2 separate regions of the Homo sapiens genome follow, and region 1 is linked to region 2. A link is a loop called in an ENCODE intact Hi-C map of the cell type or tissue named here. Cell type or tissue: dorsolateral prefrontal cortex. All regions are shown on one strand. Each heading gives the region's core, and the rest is flanking DNA. Links, peaks and the distances in the headings are about the cores only. Region 1 overlaps AOAH (acyloxyacyl hydrolase). Region 2 overlaps AOAH (acyloxyacyl hydrolase).

Region 1 (16,369 bases), core at 7,035-9,534, 70 kb before region 2:
GCAATTGATGTTCTTAAAGCTTTGTTGTGTGGGAGAAAGAGAGTAATGACACCAATCCCTCATTCATCTGATTCTGCCAGTCTTCCAGCAAAGCAGGGAGTATCCTCAGTGCCTTTCCTTCACTGTTTACATTTGGGCTCTCTCCATCCTGCACTGCTGTGGACAATCTACACAGTATATTCCCTTTTCTATTACATGTACCTGCATTAGACCTGAATGGATTATTTTCAAACAGTACAAAGTCACTTGGAGGAATCTAAGTAACTGCTGTTGGAAAAAGATAAAAAATGTCATCACCAGTTAAATAAGCATTGTTTTATCCATTCCCCAGAATTAAAGTCTCAAAGCAGATGGGGGATTGTTACTTTACCAAAAAAAGAAAATAGCTCTTGGGTTGGTATTTTTAATAACGCTGGAGAGTTTCAAGGCCCGGGAATCAAAGACAAGGGCTACCTGCTTAGCGTTGGAACCATGGGTCTCCCAGTTCCGCTAGTTGGCTCCTCCTCCGTCTGTCCTGCAGTGGCGCTTGCAGAAGGTAAGCAGGGTTCCTCCTGCTTTCTGCCTCTCAGTCCCACCGTGCCACCACACTGCCTCCCATCTGCTCAGGTCCCCACCGCTCCCATTACCTTAGTGCCTTTCTTGTGGGAGCACCACATTATGCAACTTTCAGAGCCTTCCTTGGCTTTCACACACACTTTCCTGCCAGACTCCCATTTCTGTAGCCTCTGCTGCATGAATCTGTCCTACAAATAAATGTCTAACCTACTCATGATGCTTGGATGTGCTGTTTCCCAGATAACTTGCATTAAGCGAGAGTGGGGAAGAGAACTAATGCGGGGTTCCCCTTATGTGCCAGGCACTGAGACAGGAAAAACTTGCACAAATTGTTCAATTCAATTACACAACTCTGTGAGGCAGCCTTCCTCCCTCCTCTCCTCCCTCTCTCCCTTCTACAAACACTTTAGAGCAACTACCATGTATCAGATTGGATATTCCCTCTAATAAAGAACAAGTATTCACACCTCAGACAAACAGCAGCAAATTAAATGACCAACCCTTAACCCAGTGAGAGGCTCTGGGAGGGCCCCTCTTATGATGAGCACCTTCCCTTGTTGATTCAGGCCCCTGGAGGACTTCTGTGTTTTCTGTTGTTGAAAGAATCCCTTATGCAAGGCAGCGCAGGGCCCAGGACTGCTCTGGTCTGAACTCAGATATGTCTGGCCTGACATATCCCGGGGAAAGGCCCCCGGGAGACGGCGCACACCACTGCTTGGGATGACTTGCCAAGGTCATAGATCTGGTAAATAGTAGGGCTGGGATTTGAGCCCAGGTTCTGGTGGAACAAGAAAGGGAGAGGTGTAGAGCAGGCCGGGTCAGCACCATCCTCAGCTTCCCATAGCCCACTTGTATCTGGTCCTTGCTTTGCCCCCAAGCTGCCAAATCCCATAAAATCACAAAATGGGCCAAGCTGGGCTAGATAGTCCTTGAACGTGAGGCTTCCTGGTTGCCTGTTTAGGGGGCAGTCTCCCAGATACTGCTTTGGGTGAAAAGTTCTGAAGTCCACAGATGATTTGAGAGCTGCCGCCATCTTTTCCTTCTCTCTTTCTCTTGTATGGAGACCGTGTCTAATTTATGAAGAGTGCAGAATGAATATTTTGGGGAAAAATACTGAAACCATATGTGACCCTACACAGAAACCCCCACACACCCTACTCTTCTGCACCCAGGGCCTGTCTGGCCTGACATACCCAGGGGAAAGGCCCCCGGGAGATGGCGCACACCACTGCTCTGGAGGTCTGCCTTCCAGTGGGGTCTGGCAGAGGAAGTTCTGGGAGAATAGAGAGAGGATATATCATCTGGTTTCTGCCTCTGTCATCTCAGGCTTAACTAGATTAGGTAGCACAGTTCTCATAAACTAAGGCTTTAATATAGACAACTTCAAGAAAGTAATTTAACTCTGTGCATTTGATTTGTAAACCTTATAATCTCCCGTGTGTGAGATGAGTCTCATATTGAGGGAAAGTCCCTGTGGCCCTATGATTCATTATACACACAGAGGCACACAGAGGAAAAGAGGGAGGGAGAGGGGGGAAGGGGAGGGAGAGAGAGAGAAACATCAGGCACCAGACTGTGCTGGGCACTCTGTTGGACTCCATACCAGGCAGCTGTGGGCTCCTTCTTCATGGGACTCACCGTCTAGAGGAGCACAGACAATAAACACTTCCCATCTGGGTAACCTGGAAGTCTTTCCTTAATCCTTCTGTGCTTCAGTTTCATTACCAATAAAAATAGCTTAATAATAGTACCTATCTCATTGGGTGGTTGAGAGAATTAAAAAAGATAATCTATGCATGACGTTTAGACTTGTAAGAGCTCAATAAATGTTAGTAGCATTAAGGGCAGTCCAGAGTACTGTGTCAGCACATAGAAGGGACATCTGCCCCACATGTGGGGCTTTCAAGAAAGGAGTCTTGAAGGAAGTCTTATCTAACGTGTGAGTCCTGGAAGGCTAGGAAGAGAGAACCAAGCACAGAGGGGCCAGGGGGAAATAGTTCCAGTATTGCTAACACCGCATGCAAAACCTCAGGGCTAAATTCATCATATCATATCCAAAGGAGACCAACAAACACCAAGTATTACAGTTACACATTTTCATGTAACAGGTAATCCCCAAATTTAGTGACTTAAAATGTACTACACACCAGCAGATCAGTAGCAATAACTACTCAGCACCTGGTACGATGCTTATTCGATGCACATTCAACTTCAGCGAAATAAGTCACTTTCAGGGAAAAAGTAGAGCCTTTCCTCTTTGACCCTCTGCCAGTACAAAAGCTTATGGGGGCAGTGAATAAACAATCAAATAAAAAATTCTAGCAAAATATGACAAGTAAATACAAAGAGGACAAAATGGCAAATAACACTCCATGTTTCATCATTTTGCTTGAATGCAGCTCTTTTTATTTATTTATTTTTACCTTGTCAGCTCCTCTTAGTTTCTTTCTTTTCCTTTTCTATTATTTATTACTTAAGCTCTAACCCTATGATTTATTTATTCAATGAATGAGTCGAGGGATGCATTTCTCTCACTGCCGCATACCAAATGAGAACGCATTGTACAGTTAAACTCTTTCTACTGAATTCCCTTCCTTCCATTGTTTTTTTTTTTTTTCATCCCCTAGGGTGATTGAACTTTTTTTTAGATACATAAAAGCAAGAAAACAAGAGTATAAAATATCCTCCTCATATGCAGAGATAACCACAAATCAATTCTTTTCTAAGGCCATTGAAACAAATTCTTCCACAAACAGAAAAAAAAAAATTCCTCCAAGGGCCTGAAATGAGCACGAAGAGGTACACGTCCTCAAAGCTGACTCTTCTGATACCTTTGATTCTGTAAAAGTTTAGTCATTTCTACAACAGCCAGACTGCAATTTGTCTGGGATGTGGGTAGTTTTTCTTTTTTGGGGGTAATAACTGGAATTTGATACCAGAAGAAGTCCAAGGTCAAGTTACAGAGGGGAAAGTGGAGAAGACCTCACTGGGGCCACCTGCTCACCAGGACTGACCTGGGCTCTTGTTCCCCATGACCGTGATCATAAATGATGATCTCATTTTCTTTCTCTCCGCTCTTTCACTTTATACCAAGAGGCTGTCCCAAAACCTTGCCATTCCACCCCTCTGGGCATACACATCTGCTGGCCCTGGGTGACTGCAGCAACCTCTGGCCAGGGGCCCTGCTTCCTCACTCTCTTCCTACATCTTCAGTAGTGTTTCCCAGAATCTCACAGGGAGCTTCTTTAAAGTACAGATCCTGATTGGGTAGGTTTGTGGTGGGGCCCTAGTATCTCATTTTGAATAAGTGCCCTACCTGACTGCAATGACTGGCCATGTAGGGAAACCCTAATCTGCAGGCTACTGTAGCTATTCAATGTCATCCTCCACCACAAGGAACCTCCATGTCCCCAACCTCTCCTGACAGCCCTCCTCTCCCACCCCCGTCAACAATCTGGGTCCCCTGAACCTACCCCTATCCCCGCAGACCTCCAGGTCTCACCACAAGCTCTTCCTCCAGCTCCACTGTCTTGACTGCTCAGTTGCTAATCAACAGACAAGGGTTGGTTACATCTGGACTTCCTCTCAGAGCCTTCCTCGCCTGCCCCGGCCTTTCTCTCTTAGGTGTCCTCTTCTAGGTCTCATGGTAGCTTGTGCATGCCTAGCTGACTGCACCTAACCCTCTAGCACTAGGGCAGAGGCTGGCAAACTTTTTCTGTAAAGGAATAGACAGTAAATATTTCAGGTTTGCAGGCCGTTTGGTCTCTGTTGTGACTGCTCAGTTCTGCTGTTGTCATAGACAATATGTAAGTGAACGGGCATCGCTGTGTTCCAATGAAACTTAGTTTACAAAAGCAGGGAGGGCAGTGTCTGACCCAAGGGCCATAGTTTTCTGACCTCTACTCTAGGATCCAACAGACTTAGTTTGTATCTGGGCTCCATGTTTAACCTTTTGTCAGTTAGCTAAACTTGCTAAGTCTCAGTTTCTTTATCTATAAAATACATATAATAGCAGAGTCATTTCAGTATTGTCTTAGTCCATTTCCTGCTATAGTCCATATTCTGCTATATTTTCTCTGTCTATATTCTGCTATAGCAAGATACCTTATAGTGTAATTTATAAACAACAGAAATTTATTGTTCACTGTTCATGGAGACTGGGAAGTTCAAGATCAAGGTGCTGGCAAATTTGGGTCTGGTGAAGGCCTCTGCTTCGTAAATGGTGCCTTGTTGCTGGATTCTCACATGGGGGCAAGGGAGCTCTTTTATAAGAGTACCAATCCCAGCCATGAGGATGGAGCCCTGATGACTTAATCCCTTCTCATCGGCCCCACCTCTTCATATTAACAGTGGGTATTAGTTCCAACATATGAATTTTGGGGGGACACCAACATTCAGACCATTGCAAGTATTAAATAAGATAATGTTAAATAGGATACTTGGTGTTTGGTAAGCACATGGTAATATTTGCTTTCTATTATTATTATTAATTATCGTGAGCTTATTTGTTTATCTTCCCAGCTAGACTTTACATTTTTTGAGGCTGAGCCGGTGCTTTTCACCTCCAGAGCCCCAGTTATCCACCTTTATCTATTTCTCTGTCTTTAATAATAGAACAGTGATAGTTGGGCATAGGGCTGCCCAGCCAGGGACTGCACTTCTTAGTCTCTGTTGCAGCCTGGTATGGCCATATGACTAAGCTCTGGACAATGGGGTGTGAGAAAGAAGTGATATTTGCCACCATCGTGCCAACTTCTCCCAAGGGATATGTGTGCCTTCACTTGGTCTTTTTTCTTCCCTCCAGGTGACAGGTGGCAGGATTACGGGCAGCTACCTCAGACCCCAGGATGGAAGCTGCATGTTGAGAATGACCTAACTTTCCCCCAGCCCTGGACTGCTTCCCTCTGGATTACTACATAAAAGGGAAACACTTCCATCTTAAGTCACCAAATTTGGGACTCTGTGACCACAGCTGAGCCCATATCCTGCTCTGTTAAGAAGAGCTGATGCATCCACTCATTCTTGTTGGCTCTGAAATATATGTTACCAACATGAGACCATGACCTCTTTGCTGCTTTCTGCTCCGCTTTCCTTTGAGCTCTTTAGCGGTCAGGCTTAGTGATGCTATCCTCAATTTCTGCCTCTGGAATCTTTGGACTTTGTACTTCATGCATGCTCTTCCTTATATTCCTGCAGGAATTAGGTCATCACTAATGACCTAATTTAGTGGTTTAGCTCATCACTGTGCCCTAACTCCCAACCATTTCCTTGAGTGGAAATTCTGTATGATTTCCCTAGGAAATCATATAGAAGCCAGTCTTGCCTCCTAGACGTTTGACTAGAGCTGGGCTGGATAATCTCTGCCTACTCCCACTCCTCCTAAGGAATTGCATGGAAGGAATTAGTTGAAAAAACAATGAATGAACAGTGTATGACAATTAATTCCAACCACCTAACATTATTTTTAAATGATGGAATTTTCTCTTTCCACATGCCAATGAACTTGAGATTCTAGGCGTTTCCCCTGTGATGAGTAATTTCATGAGCTCCATTTGATGGCTAAGGAATGTGGGGGAGAGTGAAGCAGGTGACAGACATAATTAACCAGGGGACAAGAGATTGTCCTCTAGTTGCAGCAGCAGGCTGGATAGCACAGGCATTGACTGACTCACACTGCCTCCTGATACAGAAGTCTTTATTTCATGTTCTGGCAGAGCAGGTATGTGGGCTGAGTAATTATAAATGCTTTTCAGAAGTATGGAGTTTAAAATAATTTCCTCTTGTAGTTTTCATAACAACTGGTGTTTGGCTTTTTACTTCTCTCAGTAGGCAGCAGGGCCAAGATGATGGATGTTCCCATGAGCCTGGGAGTGCACCCTACATGGCTGGCAGGTGAGAGACGCAGATTCTCACCTTGAGTAGGGAGAGAAGGGCATCGAGTTGATCAGAATTCAAGAACGGCCTGTCTGGCCTGTTCATGAACAGGGAAAGGAAACGGAAGAACATTCTGTCTCTTGTGGCCTCACTGCTGCTGGAGAGCAGAATTCACCACGGTGAACACAACTCTCTTTTTCTGACAGAATCAGTGAGAAGTAACTAGGATTGAGGTTTCTCTCCTCATCACCTAGCATCTTTAATCCGCTAGCCTGCAAGATGGCTGAGGAGCAGAAGATGTGATTTTGTCCAGTTTTACTAAACAATAGCTTTTCTTCATCTTAAAATATAATAAGAAAGCACTATAATGCTTAGATATTTCTGGAGTCGACATGAAGGTAACTCAGATAGAATTCCCATATTTTGTATGCATCATGAAAATCTTCCTCTGTGCTTAAGGGAGGCTTTATGTGCAGTGATAAATCCAGACAGCGGGAAGCAGGGCGGGTGAGTGAGCGTAGGGTGACAGCTTCGATACTGCCTGTGCTGTTTGTGGGTTAATAAAGAGTAGCCAAATCTGATATACAAAATCATCTCAAAGGGAGAAATGAAGTGCATATAAGCTTGAGAGATGGGAGCCGCTTTGCTCTCTAGTGAATATGCATTTTCAGCAGCTAGATTAAGGATTCATTTTGTCCTTGACACAGCACGAAATTCAATCTGCGCCTACTTACCCTACAGACAACAGCCTGCCAGGGGTCGTGCAAAGATTTTATAATGGGATAGGCAACAGCCTTAGCTAGCAAAATAAACATTTGGGAAATTGTATTTCAGAATTGCTTCTCTCTCCTCACCCCCTCCCCCAACCTGTCATGCAATTCTGATTCAGTGAAATGCAGCATTTAATATGTTGGAAATAATTTTTGAACAGATGGGGGAAGAAGCAGGAGGGCAGCATCCCTTGCTGGCCTCAATGATCTTTCCACCTCCTCTTCTTTTTCAACAAACAACTCAAGCAGAGATTGTTTTTTCCCTTGAAAGAAAAGAAGAAAAAAAACAAAACCAGCATGAAAGTGTTTTTGGATTTGCTCTTCATCTTCCTTTGACATCTTTCTAAGTTGAGGTCTTTCTTGTGGCGTGAGAAGGTCGATTTGAACCTAACTACTGAGGTTTAGATATTTCGGAGAGAAGCTCAGGTTGTTTAAGAAGAAAGGGAGCAGACAGGTCGGAATGAGACTCAGAACCCTTTGTGTCTCTGGAACCATGAGAGAGAGTCTTCATACTCTCTTTATTGAACTACAAATATCTTTCCAGATGAATACACTCCTAATCTAATTAGCTGTAAACAGGACTCCCGGGTGCCCCACTACTTAAGCAGAGGATGGCAAGAGCAGGAGAGGAGAGGGGCTGCTGCAGGGAGAATGCCTGACAGTGGATTCCTTTTCAGCGAATACAGCTGGGATGGGGTCATGTACGCACAGATGTGTTTTCTGCCTTATAGGGAGACAAAGGCAAAGAAGTATCAACTAGCCTCATAGAAGGCAGAAGGGCCCATTATGAAACAATGCCCACTTGTTTTTCTACAGCATTTACTGTGCTTGCCAGACAATACGATCAGGTCCTTGGTGCAGCAAAGGAATGGAACGAAACATGTCTGGGCTTCCTGAAGGGTCTTGATTTGTAAATGCATTCCTACCATCAGACCCCAAGGGAGACTCCTGCTGGTGTTTGAGGTCTTTAACTGGCACATGAGGCAGGCAGTACTCATAGGGTGCAATGAGACAACTCCTTCCTTTTTCCCACTGCACACTCATCTGTGGTGCTAATTCATCCCTTGCCCTGGAAGAAAATCCAGACCAGCCCAATTATGCACATGCTCATTCTCAGAAACATACACTCTTCCGGTTATATTCAATTCCATTTCAGAAAAGAAAAATGTTCAGTCTTCACAATTTTAAGTAAAACTTCTTGCTCCCTGTCCATCCTGGGCTTGAGGCTGATTATCTGCACCCAGGGATGGGAATGTGGTCCACTTTCTTTGTCTACTTGGCCAGCTTTTCCTTCCTCTTGCTGGCTGAGACTTGCGGTGGAGGGAGAAGAGGTACAGTCGGGTGTGATTGCCTCTAGCCGGGCAGATATCCAAAGCTGACTTTCTATAATGAGGGCTGTTGTGGGGCTCTTGAGAGGCACTGTGGGGAACAGGTGACTGAACTTGCCATGGTGGAGTGTGTGCATTCTCTGCACTCCACTAGTCACTTAAGTTTGCTGCTTCAGCCCTGCTCAGCTGGAGGTTAAGCCCTGTGAAGTCACCTTGCCCCTGCAGGCCATCCTCTGCAGGATGTCCAGTGGCCCAGGCTGGCTCTCCCTTCCTGGGGCTCATGTCCTTGTCCAGGGCCCACGCTCTTTCTGTCCTGCTGCCTCGGTCACTGCTCTTACATTCCCCATGGGGGTGTCCAACACCAGTCCTCTTGGGCTCAGTCTCTGCAGACCCCTATCCAGTTATCTTAGTGGCGTCTTTACAGTGAGGGGGAAGCACACTTACCTTCCCCGACAGGGAAAGCTGAGCCCCACTGTCCCTCTGACACTGGCCATTCCCAGCCTCAACTCTTCTGGACCTTTGATTCTGGAGATAAGTGACAGGTTGCAGAATTGGCTTCACTCCCTTCCTTTGCAGGCTCTGTGGACATGGTCTCATCTTTCACTTGGAAGAAATATTGGTGGTGGGAAGGTGGGAATAATTTGTCCACATTGTCTCAGGCCTTAGCTAAAATGTAGATAGAAATAAATAGTCCAATTTTTAACATTTATAAAAATGATTCCCGATTTCTGACAAGGTAGCCATCATTATTTATACTTTTTAGATGAGGAAACTAAAGCTCAGAGTAAAGAAGTGAGTGTAGGTGGCTCAGCCAGGATTTGAACACTGGTCTGTTTGAGTCAATGTCCGAGACTATTCTACATGTAAGTTAGGGGCTTGAGATTCTCCACTGGGCACTGTCATGACTGTGGAGTGAGCTTGGCATGTGGCTATCAGTAGGGTGGCCAGACATCCAGACTTGTCTGAGCCAGTCCAGGTTAATGCCTGTTGTCATGGCATAATTATGGGAGCAATCCCTCTTCTCTCAAAGTGTCCAGTTTGGACAATAAATTATATGCTCACCATAACTATTAATATTAGGAGCTGTTGCGGCGGGGAGGGGGGGGGGTCTGGTACAAAGAGACAAAAAGCACCAGAAGTTTCCTAACAGGGATGGCTCTTTAGTAGTCTCCAAAGGCTGGCTGAGACCCTGTGGGAAGACCTGCAATTGGCAATGAGCTCTAGGCAGTCTCCCCCAGAGGAAGGATGCTGGGGGACAGCCCAAGGTCAACCCCAACCCGGTGAGTCATCTGGCTGGGGTAGGGTGGCATCTTGAGGAACCCTCATAAAGTATACGGGATGGGAAGGGTGCATCGTCCACTCTTGATTCCAGACTTCTGAGTTTGTTCATCTTGTTTCTTCCCCACTGTACTTTTCTAGCTTAGCACACTTTTACTGGAATTACAACTAGAATTTTCCTAGCTGGTCTTGCTGCCTGATCCCCGCTCTCCCCCTAAACCAAATAAATTCATCCTGCCCACTGAAATCAGAGTAAATGTTCTAGAATTCAAATCTGCCCCTTTCTCAGTTTAAAACCCTTCAATGGCTCCTGCTTGCCTTCAGGATAAACTCCAGCCCTTTGAGATCTGCCTCCCATGCACCTCTCTAGGCTCTTGTCTCACTGTCCCACCTGGTGCTGGATGAGCTTTAGTTCAGCTGCACTGAGCTCCTCCTCAGAAGGCTGGACCCTCTTGCTTTCAAGCCTTTGCACGTACTCTTTCCTCTGCTAGGGCACGCCTTCCTAGGTTGACTGGGACCTGACTACCTCCAGCTCTGTTCCCCTGCTTTGAACACAGTGTCTCTCCCTTCAGGCAGCCTTTCCTCCAGTTTGCGGGGGAGCGTGTGCACATTACAGCACTAATGGCTCTAGAACTGCTACTTCTTCGTCCGCATTGCCCCATGGGGTTTTAAGCTCTATGGGCACCAGGGATCTTTCCATCCTTTTCCCCATTGTCATCCGATCACAGGGCTTGGCACATAGTAGACCTGGCTAGCATTTGTTGAATTAATTGTTGCATGAACAGTGCTGTGCTGCTGGGCCTGCAGAGATGTGACTCTAGAATTTTTGCCTAAGTTAGAACTGACATTTTGTTTACACTTGCCACAAGCACGAAAAACCAGACAATGGAAACACGAGGTGTCTGAGCTCAACACACCTCATGGCTATTGGCTAAGCCTGGTATTCTTACCTAGGCTGACTCCTTGCACAAATGAAGAGATTCTGTAGATAATAGTTTTTAAAAATTGGAAGGTTTTTTTCTTTTTTTCTTTTTTCTTTTTTTTTTTAAGGAGAATGCTCCATAATAGCAAAAAAAAAAAAAAAAAAAAAGAATCGGTTTAACATCCTGCTGTAGGTGGGTGGTTTAGTAGATTATTGCATGGCCCCTGAAAAGGTCATTACAGAGCAGCAATAAATATAATGAGTATAAAAACAAAGTCGTAATGAGGAAAATACTTATGAATTGAATAAAAGAACTGCCAATTGCAAACTTGCTCTTCTTGTAACAGCATGACGTGTGTATATATAATATACATATATGCATACAAGGGGGAGTGCTGGAAAGAGTGCAAAAATACTGTGAAAAATTTAAGATGGTGGGGTTATTTTTTACTTCTTAAAATTAGCTCTATCATTGGCTTTATAACTTTTTTTTTTTTTTAAAAAAAAAGAATATTAAAGAATATTTCAAAACAAGCCTGATACTCCAAAATGTTAAGGTGACTCTCTCTGGGTGGTAGTATTAAGGAGGAATTTTAATAATTTCCAAATAATTTCTTTATTTTCACATTTTCTCAATCATATATTTAACATATATAATTAGATAAAAACAATAAAGCGTATGCACTCTCTTCCTTCTCCCACTCTGGGCAGTCATGCCTCCTTCCCCAATATCTTGATTGTGGTCACATGACTGGCTTTGGCTGTTGGGTTGATGGTGGACAGGGCACAGATTGCCTTGTTGCGCTTTGACATCACCATGACAAGAAGACGCTCTGGATAGATTGCCCAGCCAAGAAAAATGAGAGACACATGGCACACACCTGGGCCCAGCCTGAAGCTTGGCGCCAAGACCAACATAGCTCAATTGAAAACAGCTGATCCCAGACCACCCCGGACGCACGGGTGAGAAGAAATGATGGTTGTTTTAAGTCACTGGAGATTTGGAGTGGTTGGTGGTTATTATTTTGACAATAACTTGGTGATAAAGCTTCATTTTCAGTATCAACATCCTGAGCAAAATGGATCTCTTATTCTTGTCCCGTCTCCTATTCTTACCAAGTGGCCAGGCTGAGAGTGGCTGGGCCAATTTTTAGCTTGGAGAGGAATGTTAATCTAGAGAGATTTTAATAACCCCGGAACACTAGAGGCTTAAAACAGGTGACAAAATGATGCTGAAACTGTAGTGTTGTTCCTCCTACCCGTAGTGTTATTACCATCTTGATAAGACTCGTGAATTCCAATGAACTGTTATGCCTGATTTGGGTTTCTCATCAGCCCATTCTCACAGGCATTTCTCAAAACAATTTACTGCCAAAACGTAGGAGTGGGGAGTAACCCAAACCAATACCAACAAATGCTGTTCGACAGCACTTGAATCAATTCATTGCTGCAAACAGCAGATGAAAACGATTACAATCTAAATTTTACTTGTTAAGTCTCTAGGATGGGGCCGGCTGCTGGGCTTGCTGGAGTGATTTTCTTAAAATGTCTACTGGGTGGGCCCCTCTTTTTCCTGGAGAATTAGCACACTGCAGAGTGAGCCACTGTCCTCCTGGAGAAAGTGTGGGCCCCAGGTTACGAAGACACTCCTTTCCTCAGCCTCTGAGGCCAGAAGCAGGAACAGGGAGGACAAGTACAAGGATTTCAGGCAACCTCATTAACGATCACCACTGCACTGCCAGAGCCGTGTGTCAGTCTACTTTGTCTGGTTGGAATTCAACATACTGGTCCGCAACATTTTCATAGACCTTAGCTCATTGAAGCACACGGCCCTTCCTGACACTGTTACTATCATCATTTACAGAGTCTCTGGTTAAGCGGCTTGTTCAGGATTACGCTGACAGGCAGTCATTCCACCACCTGTTAGTTGTATGACCTTGGGCAGTCCACACAACCTCTCTGAGAATCTGTAAAGTGAGGCAGTGTTGTAATAACACTTACCTTAGAGGGCTTTTGCAAAGATTGAATTAAAAAATGCATTGGTTTTCCTTAACTGGTTTCCTTAGCTATTTGCTTAAAACAAATAGAACAAACAAATCTCCAAGATCTTGAGCCACAATATTTGGTACACACATAATACAAATTCAGTGAAGAAAAGTGAGAAAAAAAAAGTTACCTATAATTCTACCATCCAAAGATAGCCAGTGGTAGGTAACATGCTGACCTACAACTTTCCAATTATTTTTTTGTTTGCACACAGACACACATATATTCACAAAATTGGCTCATACATACTATTTTGTAACCTGCTTTTGTTGCTTAACCGATTATCATAAACATATTTCTTGCCCATAAATATGTCTATTAATATGTGTATTAACTGGTTGCACAAAATTTCATTGTACAAATATAGTATATTTTTACATCCCCTATTTTTTGATTTTTAGTTTCTTTCCTCATTTTTGCTCTTATAAATAAATACCTCTGTGATGAATATTCCTGTACATATATTCTTGAGCAGATAATTGATCATTTTAAAAGGCAAATTTGCAGATGTGAAATTACAGATGTGAAATTTGCAGATGTGAAATTTTTAGTTAAAAATCACAAATATTTTAATGTTGCCTTATACATGTTGCCAGATTGCCTTTCAGAGAAGTTCTAGTAACTTCATCTCTTGTTGGTGAATTAACATGCCTATTTCACCATATTTTTGCTAAAACTGGGTCTTTATCACTTTTAACCTTTGTTTGTTTGACAACGATAAATGAATTGCATTGTTATCTTAATTTGTTTCTTACTGCTGAAAATGAAACTTTTATATTTACTGGTTATGTTCTTCATCATTAAAAATTAGATTTTTTTCTTATTGCTACGTAGAAACTCTGTTAATTAGAGGATTTAAATCTTGCCTTATATTTTGTAAGTATTGTTCTACTTTTACATTTCTCTTTTAATTTTGTGAATTTTTTTGACATTGTACACATTTGAAAATTGTATGTAATTATATCTAGTTTTTTTTGTGTGCTTCCTTTTACAATATTATGCTTAGAGAGACTGGAGTATTTCTTAAAATAATTTTTTTTCTGGGAAGGCATATGTCTGGTATATTTTCTGACTCTTTGAATGACTGAGAATAAGCTTCTGTAGTCCTCATGTGAGAACAATAGCTTGCCATACAGCACTTTCAACACAATTTTTCCTTCTTAAAATTCTGTAGAGAGGCTGTTCCGCTTTTTCCTGAAATTTAGTGTTTAGTGATAAGTCTGATGCCAGATGGATTTTCCCTCCTAGTATCTTCCCTCGTTGTTGGTTTGTTGGGCAGGATGATTCCAAGATTTTTCTTTATCCTTGGAATAAATAAGGAAAAGCAGGAAACACAGAGAGTCTATTTTATACCCTGGCCTGGCACGTAGTGGGGGTTGTGGGCTGAAGACGGATTTCCCCAACTCAAGAAAATTATCTTGTATTACTTATTTAGCCACAGCTTCCTCTCTGCCTGATGTCTTTTCTTTTTCTGCAGTTTCTATTCAATTGCCAGGACCTTTCCTGCATGCCTCTCTCCTCTCTTCCCTCTTGATTTTCACAACTAGCCTTTCTCCTGAGTTCCAGAATTTCCCCAGCTGCCTGACCACTTTGCTCTCCTGTTTTCTGCACCATCCAACTTGCAAGTCAGTATTGCCACTGTATTTTTAGATCAGGTAGTTGTTTCACCTTAAGGCAGTCTTCCCTGATTTCTGAGTTCTTCTTTTTCATGTGTGCAATTTCCTCTCAATTATTGTTGAGAACCTGAAGTTAACATTTTGCAAAATGTCACTCTCTTTCTTCCCATAAGCGTTTTTCAAAACAGCGCTCTTCATTTGTATTCTTGAGCAGTTTTCATATGTATCCGGATGTGTTTCCCCACTTGCTCATCTTTACAGAGGGAGAGCTATGCTTGCCCAGTGTGGGGGCTTGGGAGAGGTTCAACCAGAGACTGTTTGAGTTCATGTTCAATTTATTTAATCTAGGAAGAGGAGGTCAAGGAAAAAATGATAATTTCTGCGGGTTAATTTCTCTGGATCAGTTTCAGTTTTCTGGGAGAGGGAAGAGGGAAGCACATCCATAGGTGGCTGTATGACAGGGCTTCCCCACCGTGCCCATGTCCCTTTCTCGAGGGCAGGGGCACCACCCCCTTCTCTAATGGACACGGTGGCTCTTGGGACGAGTCTGTTGTGGCACTGCCCCACATTTTTTATTGTGTTGTTTGATAGGTCCATCCAGAAGTAATGGCTGTGAGCTGCTATTCCCTGTGCAGTGCATCAGACCCGGGCAGGGCTTTATGTGTGTGCAACCAGTGGGTCCCATGAGGTCCTTCGCTTAGAAAGGGCCCTGCACTGGGTTTAATGCTCTGCTGCCCCACCTTGAACTTCTTAACAATCTTATTTTTGAATTTGTGTTTGTTATGTGAGTGAAGTCCAGTGGGCCAACTGAGCATGTGTGAGCGAGGGGACTGGAAACGGGGTCGACTCTGGATCCTGTCTCCTGCCACCTCTCAAGATGGGTTCCTGGCCACTCACTCCCCAGCCTGTCTTCTCCTTCTTGCCCTGCGACTGCTGCACCCTCCAACAAAGTGGCAATTAAATGGTGTCAATGGGGGAGGCCTGTGTTCCAATGTTAACCTTTGGTCCTTTTGGGAATCTGGGCACAGGCAAGAGGAAGATTGGGGTTGGGCATGGTGGCAGCTGTCACCTGCCCCAGCCGGCAGTGCTGGCATCTGGTGGGCAGAGGAGACAAACTCATTACCCATCCAAATAATTAGCATGTTCCAGCACAGAGGTTTGAAGACTTTTGGGGGTCACCTGACTGCTGTGGACTGGGGAGACAGGCCCTGGGAAGGAGAGATTCCTGGCTTACCTGGGGACCCATGGAACACTGGCAGGAGGAGGAACCCAGCAGCTCTCAGGCCTGAGTGTTTCAGGTTGGGAGCCTCAGTGCCTGGGAGGGTCTGTAATTGCCCTAAGCATCTCCTGGCCTGAGGAAGTGTTCAGTCTGGTGGACTTGTGCTCCTGGGAAGCCTCTATTCCTCCTTCCAAACTTCCCGAGTCTGGCTTGCCTTTTCTGTCTTCTGGGCAGCTGAAAGCACCCTCCAGGGACAAGCTACTACATAAGAATTGTGTAATTTCAGTGATTCCATCTGCATAGGAGTTCAGTGCTGTTACAGTGGCATGTAAAACTGGCATTGCATAATGTGACGATGAACATAACATTTGTGTCAATAATTTAAAAATTTATTTTTTTAGAATGACATTAAATAGCAAATAAGAAAATACCATGACATATTGAGGGAGACTGCCAAAGAAAAGTGCTTTATATTTTAGCACCTTTAACGGAACTTTCGAACAAGGTTTGCTGAGGGCACCTGTACTTTTATTTTGCACTGAGCCCTGCCAAGTATGTAGCTATCCCTAGGCACAGGTTTTGTTACATTTCCTCACGATAACTTATGGCCACAGGAAGCCCCAACTGCAGGTGACCCATCTGATACCACTGAACCCCCTGCTTGTGTGTGTGGCATTCAGACTGCCCTTCCCTGCACCCTCCAGCTCCCACCCTTTGCCACACAATCTCCCCAGGTGTTTGCACAATTTGAGAGGAAGATA
Region 2 (7,424 bases), core at 997-3,496:
CATAGTGAAACCCCGTCTCTCCTAAAAACACAAAAAATTAGCTGGGTGTAGTGGCAGGTGCTTGTAATCCCAGTTACTAGGGAGGCTGGGGCAGGAGAATCGCTTGAACCCGGGAGGTGGAGGTTGCAGTGAGCCGAGATCGTGCCATTGCACTCCAGCCTGGGCAACAAGAGTGAAACTCCGTCTCAAATAAATAAATAAATAAATTGTGCCTTTGAAGTAGGCAATTAAAACTGTGTCCTCACATTATGAGTGACCTTAAAGAAATAAAAAGGATTATAATGGAATGTTATGAACAGGTGCATGGCAATAAATTAGGTAACTTAGATAAAATAAAAAATTCTTAGAAAGACACATAATGCCCAAATGGACTCAAGAATAGACAATTTTAAGAAACATATAACAAGTAAAGAGATTGAATTAGTAATTAAAAACTTCCCACAAAGGAAAGCCTAAGACCAGCTAGCTGCACCAGATAGGATTCATTGGCAAATCTACAAAAAAGTTAAAGAATTACTAACAATTTATCAAGAATTCTTCCAAAAAATGGAAGCAGAGTGACCATTTCTTAACTTATTTATGAGGTTAATATTACCCTGATACTAAAACCAGAAACCTTCCTCCGAAAGAATGTAGACCCAAATCTCTCATGAATATAACCACAAAGATCCTCAACAAAATACTAGCAAATAAGATCCAGCAATACAGAAATTATACACCATGATCAGGTGGGATTTATCCCAGGAATGCAAAATTGGGTTAACATCTGAAAATCAGTTAATGTATTACTCCCATATCAACAACATAAAAAAAACCATATGATTATCCAATATAGGCAGAAGATATTTGACAAAATATAACACTGCTTCATGATTTTATTAGGAATAAAAGGGAATGTCCTCAACCTAATAAAGGTTATCTACAAAAAACCTGACAACTTACATGATATTTAGTGGTGAAAAATTAAATACTGTCCCCTCACTATCAGGAAAATATAAGAATATCTGCAGTCACTACTTTTATTCAACGTTATAAGTTCTAGCCAGGAGAATGAGGCAAGAAAAAGAAATAAAAAGCATTCAGATTGGAAAGTAAAGATGTAAGACTATCTTGTGGCTGATATGATCTTCCATGTAGAAAATCCTAAGGAATCTATTAAAAACTATAAGAACAAATAAATAAGTTCAGTAAAGCTGCAGGATACAAGATCAATATGCAAAACCAATTGTATTTCTATGTAGCAGAAGTGAGCAAATAAAAACTGAAATTAAGGAAAACAATTCCATTTACAGTAGCATCAAAAAGAACTAAATTCTTAGGAACAAACTTAACCAAAAAAAGTGCAAAATATATACTCTGAAAACTACATTGTTAAAAGAAGTTAAAGTAGACCTAAATAAATGGAAAGACATTCCATATTCATGAATTGGCAGACTTAATATTGTTAAGAGGGCAATTCTTCCCAAACTGATCCACAGATTCAATGCCATCTCTACCAAAAACCTAGCTAACTTCTTTGCAGAAACTGAGCAGCAGATCCTAACATTCATACGAAAAGTCAAGCGACTCAGAACACCAAAACAATATTGAAAGAGAAGAACAAGTTGGAGGACTGACATTGGGAAACAATTTCAAAGCTAGACAGCTACTGTAATCAAGATAGCATGGTATTAACATAAAGACAGACATATGGATCAATGAAATAGAATCAATAGTTCAGAAACAAACCCTAACATTTAGTCAAAAGTGCAAAGACCATTTCATTGGAGGAATTTAACAAATGGTGCTGGGACAACTGGACAGCCACAGGCAAAAGAATGAATTTGGACACTTACTTCACACTATATACAAAAATTAACCCAAAACGGGTCAAAGACCTAAATGTAAGAGTGAAAACCGTAAAATTCATACAAGGAAACACTGGCATAAATCTTACTGACTTTGGGTTAGGCAACGTTTTCTTAGATATGACACCAAAAGCACAAGCAAAAGAAGAAAAAAAAAACAGAGAAACTTGACTTCATTAAAATAACAATAAGTTTTGCACTTCATAGAACACCAACAGAAAGTAAAAAGACAGCCCACAGAATGGGAGAAAATTTTTGCCAATCATATATCAAATGACCTATCACAGTGCTAGAATATATAAAGGACTATTACAACTCAATAATAAAAAGACAAATAGTCCAATTAAAATATGTACAAAGAATCTGAATAGACAGTTTTCCAAAGAAGATATACCAATGTCCAAAAGCCACATGAAAAGATACTCAACATCATTAGCTACCAAGGAAATGCAATTCAAAGCCAAAATGAGATACAACTTCATGTCCACTATAATGTGCTATAATAAAAGAGAGAATAATATGTGTTGGTGAGGATGTGGAGAAATCAAAAGCTTGTACAATGCTGATGGCAATGTAAACTCGTGCAGCCAGTTTGTAACCAGCCTACCAGCTCCTCAGACTGTTTAACATAGAGTTACTATGTGATCCAGCAATATGATCCAGTTTATATATGATCCAGCAATGTGATCCAGTTTATATATATATATAAACATATGTCCACACAGAAATGTGTACACAAATATTTATAGCAGCATTTTGCATAATAGCCAAGAAATGTAAACTCCTCAAATACCTATCAGCTAATAGATCAACAAACGTGGTATACCTATACGATGCAATATTATTCAGCCGTAAAAAGTAATAAAGTTATAATACATGCTACAACATAGTGAATCTCTAAAACACTATGCTAAGGGAAAGAAATCAGTCACACAAGACCAGATATTGTATGATTCCATTTATATGAAATGCCCAAAACAGGCAAAGTCATAGACACAGAAAGTAGATTAGTGGTTTCTTAGGGCTGGAAAGAGTGGGTGTTTGGGGGCGGATGCTAAAAGGCATGTAGTTTCTTTCTGGTGTAATGAAAATGTTCTAAAATTGATTGTGGTGACTGATGAACACGCAACTCTATGACTGTACTGAAAGTCACTAAATTGTACACTTTAAATGAGTGAACTGTACAGTATGTGAATTGTAGCTTAATAAAAGTGTTTAAATACAGATTCCCTCTCCCTTGGGATCCTTTTTAGGGGTGCTACTGTGGAGAGGGTCAAGAAGCTCTGATGTCACAGTATACTCAGAGACCTGCATTTCATTCAGTACCAGCCCACTGGCTTCTGGCCTTGGAGAAATTGCCTCCCCTTTCTGGACTTCCATTTCCTCATCTGAAAAATGTGGGTGTAGGATTTGGTCTCTATCACTATAATGTCTGCTAAGTTTGGGGACTTTTGTAAGAGATATTCCAAATTAAATGAAGGAGCTTTGGAAAAAAGTTAAAAGTACTGCTAATGCAGAACTGGCTTAGCCTAGAGCAGAGCAATTTAAAAATGGACATTAGGGTGTTCTTTGATAAAGTTCTAATACTGGCTGAAAGGCAGAGAAAATTCATCTTCTTTCTGGTAAGATAAGCAGTGTGTGTGTGTGTGTGTGTGTGTGTGTGTGTGTGTGTGTGTGTGTGTGTGCGCGCGCGCGCGCGTTAGAATTCTGTTTAGCTCAAGTCAAAGAGGATGGCTGCAGGTTCCTTCCTCCCTGAGCAGAACCATTTGAATAGTTTCCGGTAGTCTTCTGTGATTGTTAGCTTGAGAGGCCCCTGGAGCAATGGCTGATATGGGACAGGAAATGCTCTCTGAGAGCTAAATTCTGAGAGCAATCCGTAAGGGTACAAAGCAGAAATATGCAAAATCTCCAGAAAGAGCCAGCTATCCCCAGTCAGCCATGATCAGATGGTAACCTGATTGTTACTGATACACCTGAAGAAAAATTTGGCATTTACATATTGACAGTAGCTTAGCTAAAGTAAAAATTATACTGTTAAACTCTGCCTGTGACAAGGATCATACAAGAGTATTTAATTTCTACAGATTAAAAGAGACTTGGAACAGCATAGGAAAAAAGAAAATGTGGCTATTCCAAAGGACAAAATAAAGTTAAAATAAGACCAATTAAGTAGTTATCATACATTGGGTGTATACAGATGTATGTGTAAATAAAACATAGGACATTCCAATTTGTAAGTTACCTTCATGTTTACCATCACTTCCTTTCTCATAAGAATCTTTTCTAGTTCTAGATCCCTGAGGAATCACCACACTGTCTTCCACAATGGTTGAACTAGTTTACATGTACCTTAGAACTTAAAGTACAATAAATATATATATAAAAAATAAAAATAAAAAAAAGTATTGAGGCCTCAAAAAAAAAAGAATCTTTTGAGGGGGTAATTATTTTTATCCTCATTCTATAGACAAGAACATTAAGACTTAGAGAGCTTAAGATCACAACATAGCAAGTGGTTCAGCTGAGATTAAAATACTCCAAAAGGTCTTGTTATTTGTAGTATACATTTCAATGTGCTTAGGACATTTTATTTGATGCCTTATCTACCTCAAGTATAGCAGATATTGTTATACATTATTATATGTATAATATGTATACATTATTATATGTATAATATGTATACATTATTACATATGTATAATTATTATATACAAACTTGAAGCACAGTGCCACCAAGGGACCACATAATTATTTTTTTTTGAGACGGAGTCTTGCTCTGTCCCTAGGCTGGAGTGCAGTGGTGCAATCTCAGCTCACTGCAACCTCCACCTCCAGTGTTCAAGCAATTCTTCTGCGTCAGCCTCCTGAGTAGCTAGGACTACAGGCACATGTTACCACGCCCAGTTAATTTTTGTATTTTTAGTAGAGATGGGGTTTCACCACGTTGGCCAGGATGGTCGTGATCTCTTGATCTTGTGATCCGCCCGCCTTGGCCTCCTAAAAGTGCTGGGATTACAGGCATGAGCCACCACAACCGGCCAACCACACAATTTTATAAGTACATATTCTGGGATGCATTCAGACTTTCAGAACCTCCAGAGTAGGCATGAAGTGCCTTCTTTCTTTTAAGACTACATGAGTTTTTAACAATTATATTCCACAGAGATAAAATTTCTGCATAGGTGACCCAGGAAAGTGAACTTGTAGCAAGACTCTCAGGGCATATGATTCTGTTGACCCCTGACTAGTGAGAATGATTCCATTAATCATTTTCCATTAACAATTCCGAGATTCTTCCAAGGTGCTTCCTAATGAGAGCCAGAGGCAAAAGCAGTGGATGAAACTGAGGGTCAGAAATGCTTTGCACGATTAGAAAAAAACTGTCTTATAGGGCACAGGGAAAGGCAACATGATTTACTAAGAGATTATTCTCAAGAATGGTGCTTACGCGATTTCCCTGCTAAAACTTTGTTTTTTGTACTTTTTTAGCTTTGGAGGTGAAAGTAATACTTCACTGAAAAATAATTTAAAAATAATTGTGTGTTTATGTGCTTAATTTCATATCCTTCTGTCCCCCATTCACCTGGCCTACCAGACAGAAGGCAATGCAATATTGGATCCCAGTAGGCACTGTGGGTCAGGCCTATTATGTCTTCCAGGAGAAATCCTTAGCTAGGAGAACGTCTATCTTTGCCACCCCATACAACTGACATAACCATTCTGTTTCTGTGTCTTGTTTTTCTCATCCATAAAATGGAAGCAATACTGCCCATGGTGTCCTTTAACCTGAACTGAGTGTTCTATTTTCAGCTGGAGGTAAAACAAGAATTGATAAAATGAAAATAACTCCCAATAACCTTCTTAATCCTTTAAAATTGCTCCAGTTGAAAAGGCAACCCATCACTGAAAACCAAAATATTTATCCTGTTTCCCTTGGTGAGATACCGGTTTCCACTTCACCAGAATCTGACTTTCAGCCTCTCACTTGATCTTACCAGGCTCTGACATTTCCTGTTCGAAGTCAGAAGAAGCTAAGATGGTACCTTGAACCAGCAATCTTGTTTTGGGTTGTTTTATATTTTGCTAGTATATTAAGAAGAGGGAATAATCTAGGAAATAGGATTTTTAGTCGGTCGTTCACCTTCGGACGACGCAACTTTGCCAAAAAAGAGAACATCTAACTTGAGGTTATACCTGCCAATGCTGTCTATCACACAGAAAGGCAACCAGTTAAAACAAAGCTTAATGATAACTGTGACTGTTCTTCACTGTTTTCCTTCTGTAAAATAGTAATAATATTTTTCTTCTTCTTCTGTAACTCGGAGATGTGAAAATACAAAGTAAAGCTTATAACAAATTGTGAATGTTCAATAGAGGAATAAACAAATAAAATATAGAACTTATATGGTAAAGAAGTATAGAGTAATTAAGAGACTTGACCTAGGCCTATATGCCTTAACATGTATAGATCTTAAAATCATGTTGCGTGAAAAAAAAACTTGCTGAGCAACGCATACAGTAGACCATTGATGTCAAATTAAAGCCTTCGCAAGGGAGGAGTATGGAAAGATGGTGGTGGAGGCAGCAGAATTTTGAAATCTCTTTGAATCTCTACAAAAGAAAAAGGAGTGTAATCCCAGCACTTTGGGAGGCCGAGGCGGGCAGATCACCTGAGGTCAGGAGTTAAAGACCAGCCTGACCAACATGGTGAAACCCCGTGTCTACTAAAAATGCAAAAATTAGCCAGGCATCCTGATGGGTATAATCCCAGCTACTCGGGAGGCTGAGGCAGGAGAATCGCTTGAACCCAGGAGGCAGAGGTTGCAGTGAGCCGAGATTGCGCCACTGCACCTCAGCCTGGGTGACAGAGCAAGACTCTGTCTCCAGAAATAAATAAATAAATAAATAAGAGTACCTGAATAGCAAGACCGAAAACCCTCAGAAAGCAGTTACCACAAAGCTAGGTATATCCATGAACCCCAATGTGCAATTAGGTGAGAATAAACCACTTCGCAACTGCAAGACCTATGGGCCATCAACTTCTGTGAGGGAGAAAGTAGAGGGAAGCAATGGATGACAGATAAAACTGAGAACAGGAGAATCCCCAGATAGCTGACAGGTGTTGAGCAGAAAGCATGGCAGGCCAATTAGAGAACAGCCACTGGACGGGGAGGGGTTTTGCCCAATCAATAGCTGGTGAATGCAAAGAGTTCAAGACTAGAAGGAATTAGTGGCTAGAGTCATCTGGCACCCACAAGGGACCCACTGGAGCTCCCTTCCAGGGCAAGGCCCACACTGAGGAGTAACTTTTGGGGATAGAGAAAGTCCAGATGAAAGTAAATAGGGAAACAGTCAGAAAAATCTCAGAAAGCAAGCTGCCACAATTTTTTTTTAACACTACCCCAAAACAACAGAAGAAGGAGCTCTGTGCATTTAGAAAAACTACCCCGAACCGCCTCTCTTTCTAAGAGTTTTTGAAAACTAATTTCACATAAAAATGAGCAACAGAAATGTATCTAGGTCAACTCCCATACAAAGTTATTATAAGAAGAAAAAGATTAAGGAACAGAATAACAT

Evidence for each region. A loop is a pair of places that touch in the nucleus more often than their neighbours do. Peaks named below come from ENCODE experiments on the same cell type or tissue, not always from the same donor. Only the 100,000 strongest peaks of a DNase experiment are listed, where the experiment ranks them.
Region 1: a loop joins it to region 2, with 3 times the contacts of the local background. A loop is called at or near these places in 4 of 110 quality-filtered maps.

Annotation. Positions count from the first base shown.
Region 1 is chr7:36,599,286-36,615,654 of GRCh38, forward strand. The region is part of intron 11 of AOAH (acyloxyacyl hydrolase); the gene reads right to left. AOAH-IT1 (AOAH intronic transcript 1) reads right to left here and starts at 835. Exons shown (of 3, transcript NR_046764.1): 1 at 458-835. RefSeq lists an enhancer at 16,214-16,369. In dorsolateral prefrontal cortex, for the core only: no CTCF peak of the experiment used is centred there; no DNase peak of the experiment used is centred there; H3K4me3 peaks cover 903 bases; H3K27ac peaks cover 441 bases.
Region 2 is chr7:36,675,070-36,682,493 of GRCh38, forward strand. All of the region lies in intron 2 of AOAH (acyloxyacyl hydrolase), which reads right to left. Among named protein-coding and RNA genes, the nearest start is that of AOAH, 46 kb to the right of the region's middle. In dorsolateral prefrontal cortex, for the core only: no CTCF peak of the experiment used is centred there; no DNase peak of the experiment used is centred there.